2 separate regions of the Homo sapiens genome follow, and region 2 is linked to region 1. The links are chromatin contacts, found by Hi-C or POLR2A ChIA-PET in ENCODE. All regions are on one chromosome and are shown on one strand. The core of a region is the stretch at or near the end of the contact, and the rest is flanking DNA. Distances in the headings are between cores, read along the strand shown. Region 1 overlaps LOC105376214 (a long non-coding RNA gene). Region 2 overlaps LOC105376214 (a long non-coding RNA gene).

The links. Hi-C counts contacts between places; a loop is a spot of excess contacts on that map. ChIA-PET counts read pairs that join two places held with the same protein, here RNA polymerase II (POLR2A). Pooled maps may share reads with other maps.
Region 2: a map of transverse colon shows a loop between it and region 1 (30-fold over the local background). The contact joins two enhancer-like sites. A Hi-C loop is called at or near these places in 5 of 168 maps with a recorded cell type or tissue (K562, PC-3, PC-9 and 2 more) and 2 of 50 pooled maps. POLR2A ChIA-PET finds 5 or more read pairs at or near these places in 2 of 52 experiments (A549 and MCF 10A).

Annotation. Positions count from the first base shown.
Region 1 is chr9:108,052,483-108,055,201 of GRCh38, reverse strand. It overlaps LOC105376214 (a long non-coding RNA gene), which reads left to right. Exons shown (of 6, transcript XR_007061722.1): 5 at 1,908-2,001. Among named protein-coding and RNA genes, the nearest start is that of KLF4, 560 kb to the right of the region's middle. RefSeq lists an enhancer at 2,320-2,719. Within about 2 kb of position 1,386, at least 21 of the 41 ENCODE cell types and tissues checked have a DNase peak (open chromatin) inside an H3K27ac peak, as active enhancers do; they include mammary epithelial cell and transverse colon, where a contact is called at or near this core.
Region 2 is chr9:108,092,965-108,095,683 of GRCh38, reverse strand. All of the region lies in intron 4 of LOC105376214 (a long non-coding RNA gene), which reads left to right. Among named protein-coding and RNA genes, the nearest start is that of KLF4, 600 kb to the right of the region's middle. Within about 2 kb of position 1,368, at least 5 of the 41 ENCODE cell types and tissues checked have a DNase peak (open chromatin) inside an H3K27ac peak, as active enhancers do; they include mammary epithelial cell and transverse colon, where a contact is called at or near this core.

The DNA.
Region 1 (2,719 bases), core at 137-2,636:
CACATGTAAGATTATTATTCTATGTTTACTTATCTATCTTTCCCAGTTGACTGTGAGCTTCTTGAAGATAACAATGACATGATTTTTTTCTGTATATATGTAAATATTTCTTATTTTTCTGTCTAAGCTATTCAAGTCTCCTAGAGTATTGAGACATTGTGTTTGCAATATTTTACTCTGGCAATATCTTCACAATGGCTCTAAGACTTTTCAGGCCCTCCCTTCAACCCTGTGTTTCTCTGAGCCTCCATCCTCTTGCCTCAGTACTCATTTCACCTTAGCCACGCTGGATTTCTTGTTGCTGTTTTGACACACAGCACATTCCTGACTTGCCCCTTTGAGGCATACTGTCCCTCACTCTTCCTGGATGCCCCCTAGAAACCTCTAGGCTGACCTCATCACCTCCTCCATGCCTTGCTTGGATCTCCCAATCTTGATGAAGCCCAACATCTCCACCCATTTTGTTGTGTTTCCTGCCTCCCCAGGTAGCCCTTGGCACTCCTAACACTCCTTCCCATGCTTAGCTTTCTTCTTTTCCATAGCACAGTCCATGTTAACCTATGATGTATCATTGTGGCTTTTATTTTGTGTCTGTATCTCCTTCTAGAATGTGACCTTCATGAGAAAAGGGAATCTTTGTCTTGCCTGCTGGAACAAAATACATCCCTAGAAAAGTGTCAGGCACATAGTAAATGCTCACACAGAGTTTTGCACTGATTTAAATCTACTGATTTTTTTTTTCTACTTGAGCTATTTAAGTCCCCCATGAGAATCAGGCTGAGCTCTTCCAATATTTTGGACCTAAACATTCCAGCTGATCACTCTCTCTCTCCTGGTCTTTGTGCAGACATGACCTTAATGATGTCGAGCCCCATGGCAAAGCTTTGCCCACAGGAAGCGAAGAGCCCCTTAATAAAGCAGATTTCCTTTTGCTATTCAACAGCAAGGGCTTTGGGCTGTTTAAAAAAAAAAATTGTGTTTCTCCTTATCAAATAGTTCCAAAACTGAATTTTCGAAATGGGTGAAGACCTCCTAGACACCCTGAAGATGGGATGAACTCCCCTTATTTGTCAGAGAGTGCTGGGCTGGAGCAGGGACCCCTTTCTGTGTGCTCGTCTTCCTCATTTCCATTGTCTTTCCACCTCTACGAGTCGTTAACTGTATTAATCACAACTAAAACAAAGCTAATAATTGCTTCTTGGAACGTTGTGTAACACCATGGAACGCTGCCACGGGCCTCTGAGAATCGGCCTCTAACTGCTCGGAGTGATTTCTCAGGGATTTTAACTCAGCCCGTCTTTAAGCTGAATGTTTATCATTTTCCTTTTTATTGTTTCTGGCTCCTCCCCTGCCTTTGAAGTTTCTGAAATCTTTAAGCATTTGGCTAGTCTCTATACACCGCAGGTCTTCTCCCTCAAAGAGGGCACCTGGCCAGGAGAAAGGAACTGGAGCTCCTCTCTTGGCTGGGCCTATAAAACAATCAGATTGCTCTGCAGCCTGCCATTTGAAACGTGAGCTGTGCTGAAAGTACAGATAATGCAGCGTGTTCCAAGGAGATTAGAATATCCCAGTGGGATTTCGGGTGAATGGAGAGGGAGAATAGCTCAAGTCCTCCACACACCATTTAACCCTCTCTTCTCCAGGCTGCGTTGTCTAGGAGGGTAGGTCAAGGGCACAGATCTGCTCCCCTCTTTTCCATAACCACCCTGACTTGTGAAAATAAGGGGTTTACAGCTAAGAGGTTTCCATGAAACTGTTGATTATTCTCCTCTGCTCCATTTGGTAACTTCTGTCGATAGTTAGCTTTGAGCATCCCAGATCCCATGGCTTCCCTCAGAGGAGGAATATCCTTGTCGTTCTACTCCAAAGTAGGCACAGATTTATTTTCTGCCTCTTGCTCCTTCCAGAATTTTCAGCTCTTTTGACAATTTCCAAGACAAGGGATGAGTTCCAGCCACCATGTCATGAGGAGACCCTGGATACCCCAGCTCAGAGCCTAGAGTGAGTATTTGCATTGAAGAGGAAACGTCGTATATTTGAAATGTAAGTTTCATGAATAAGATCTGGGCCCAAATTGGCTTTAGTCATTCAAAGACCCAGTCAAACTCAGGAAGTTAAAAAAGTTGAGGTGGCTGGTTTCACCTGGCTCCAGTGTCCATTCTTCTCACTTTCTCTGCATGTGTTTGTTACCCTTTCTTCATCATCGATGGAGCTCAAACTCAGTCTCACATGGGAGCAGCAGCACCAAGATAAAATTTGTGTATCCTACAGGAATAACACAGCAGGCAAGCCTGCAGGATAGAGCCAGGTGAGGCAAGTGGTGGTGGAGCTCAGAGTGTCACGTAATTAAGTGTTGTTGCAAGGACTGGAGGGGAAGATGGGGTAATAGATGTCTGCCTGGAGTGAAGACATGGCAGGGCCAAGCCTGCCTGCGATGTGTCCCAAACCTCCAATGATCCCCAACCCTGTGCAATAAAAGCCGGGTAGACCAGGCAACTGACGAAACCCCAGCTCCTGATGAAAGAGGGAATTGTTTTCTTCTGCCTTCCTGCTGAGTTGTAGGATTCGGAACCTTTGTCTTATCCAGCTTAAATCCCTGTCACTCCTTAGCAGGGACTCAGGAGGAGGAGTTATGAGGAATGTGGTAAATGATGATGCGTATTCCCTTGTGGGGAAAAGCAGCAAATGCCACAGTGTCCCTGCCATGCTCATGCTCTCC
Region 2 (2,719 bases), core at 119-2,618, 40 kb before region 1:
CTTATTCCTCACAGATTCCTTATATCCCAGAGCAGCTTCCCATCCTGGTTTTTTTTCTGACATTTTCCCACACAACTCAGCCTGTGTGTTTCTTTCTCTTTGTCCCCAGGGAATGTTTTCTCATTCCTTGATTATATAGATTGTATAGATTGACTTTGTCTCTCTGGTAGAAAAACAGGAGTCCTGAGAAGATGGACGTGGGGAAGCAGGGGGCAGTTCTAGAATTCCCTTGAGTGGCAAGGGCAGGTAGGAAAGCTGTGAGAGCAGTTATATGACCTTCCTTTCTGCTTCATCAAGGAGACAACATCCTAGAGTAAAAGGAGATTTGCACAGTTCTGACCTGGCTGTGAGTCCCAAGTGTGTGACCATGGATAGGTGATTCCACCATTTTAATCTTGCCTTTAAGGACAGTATTAACCACCATCACATCACAGACCTGTGAGGATCAAATGAAGCACGGAGGGTTTTCAAAGTGAAGTTTTGTGTGGTAAAACTACTGAGGTTTTGAATGCCTGAAAATATCTTTACTGTCCCATCACATTTAAGTGAAAATTTTGGAGGTTATAAAATTCTAGCATTAAAGTTATAGTCATTTAATACTTTAAAAATATTGTTCCATCATCTTCTTATACCAGTGGTTAATCTCTGAGTCTTGTCCTTTTGCAAAGTGATAAGTTCTTTTCCTCTGGAAGCTCATAGAATTTTCTCTATGATGTTTTCAAATTCCATTAAATCACATTTATTTGGGGTTTGAAATCCTATTTGACACTTTGATTCCAAAGTCTCTCTTCCGTATTTCCTTTGTTTCTTCTTTTAGAAAATCTATCTTTAATATTTTTTCCAAGTATTTTCCTCCCTTTGTTGCTGCCTCTACTTCTCTATTTCTTGAACTTCTGTTATTCAAATATTGGCAGTTCCATTTCTATCTTCCATATTCCTTAATGTTTCTCCACTCTCCTTCATGATGACTTTTAGAAGGAATCTGATCCCCACGCCCAATGAGTCAGTCTTCTGATGTGTTTATTCTGATGTTTTTCTTTAATAGACGTGTCCAGTATCTTATTTTCTTTATTTTAACTATTGCACTTTTAAATTCTAAAATGATTACTTGGAATATTAATCCTTGGTGTGTGGTATACAGAGACTCAGGAATGCCTTTTCAACCTACAGGCCAATTCCTTATGGGTAGATGGTTAGAAAGTTAATTAGTAGCTTAGAAATCATTACTCTGTGGTTACTGTTGTTAGACTTTGCCCAAGTCATTCACCTCTCTGAGTCACAGTCTCCTCATCTGTTGGATGGGGATAAGAAAAGCCCCTCCCATTCCACCCCAGGTGGCTCTGTGGATAAGGGCTGTGGTGAGGCTGAGTGAGAGGTAATTTGGAAAGTGACCAGAACTATGCAAATAGTACTGTCAGTAACTTGGCCCAGCCATGATCCCAGAGCTTCATGCCTTTGTTCCTTTGGTTCTTCTCTTGGCAAGTTGAATGGTGGCCCTTCCCCAGAGGCAGCATCAAAGCTGTCATGACCTGTAAATGTAGCAGGTCAAAGTCCCTGGAATAAGTGTCATACTCCATAGGTCTGTACCCTGTCCTTCTGTGCTCTTAGAGTTCCAGGAGGCCAGGAGGGTGCAGGCTGTGTCTGGATTCTTTACTGGCCAGAAGCCTACAGTGCTTACACATACAGCCCTTATTCACCACCTCCAGTCTCAGCTGGGTCTCAACAGAAAGCATTTGCTTTTATTACTGGAAATCTGCAGGCTGAAAGATCTTATCTATTCACCTTCTCCTCCCTGGGTATATGTACAAAGGATGAGGAAGCTCAGGCAAATGCACCAGCTATGGCCTGTGGGGCTATAAAAAACAAATAACCCCCTAAGGCAATATCAGCATTTCAGGGCTCTATGCACATACCTGGATGAGCTCTGAGAGATCCTGGGCCGTTTAACAATTGATAACCACAGAAAAGAGAACCCCAAGGAAACTGCTGTCAGCTTATGTAGAAATTCCTGGAAAGGGCAATATTGATGACGCTCCCTCCTCTTCTCTTTTTATTTTTTATAAAATGAGTTTGACTTAGCACTAATACAGCATGAGATAATTAAAAGAGAAGAGACTTTGGAGTCATGAGTCCTGGGGTGAATCTTCACTTCATCACTGGATAGCTGTGTGTCCTTAGACAAATCACATAACCTTCCTAAAGCTCATTGTCCTTACTTGGAAAGTGTGACCATAATAACTGATACATTTTTGAGTTGCTGAACTAAATGAAATATATGATGGCATAAAATTAAAACTAATGATCAATGTAAACAAAATATTGGAAACTATGAGAAGCTCTGTAGTTTTGGCTGTCATTAGTATTGCTGGCTAAGTCCTCAGCAGGATGTGAAATTTAATAACTAGATTTGTTTGATAGTAATTGTGCCGGGATGACTACTATACTCTAAATTTTTAAGTGTGTTCCTCAGGTTCTAAAACTCATGTATCTTCCCATGAGTCCATAAAACAGAATTTTTTTTTTTGAGAGATAGCTATGTTCTAGGCACATAAAAACCCTCATTACAACTCCATATGGGAGATGTTGTGCTTAAACTCCAAGATGGCCCCAGTGATCTCACCTACTGGTATTCACTTCCTTGTGTGGTTCCCCCTTCTACCCTGTGTTAGGATTGGTCTCTGCAACCAACAGAATATGGAAGAAGTGATGGTATGACACT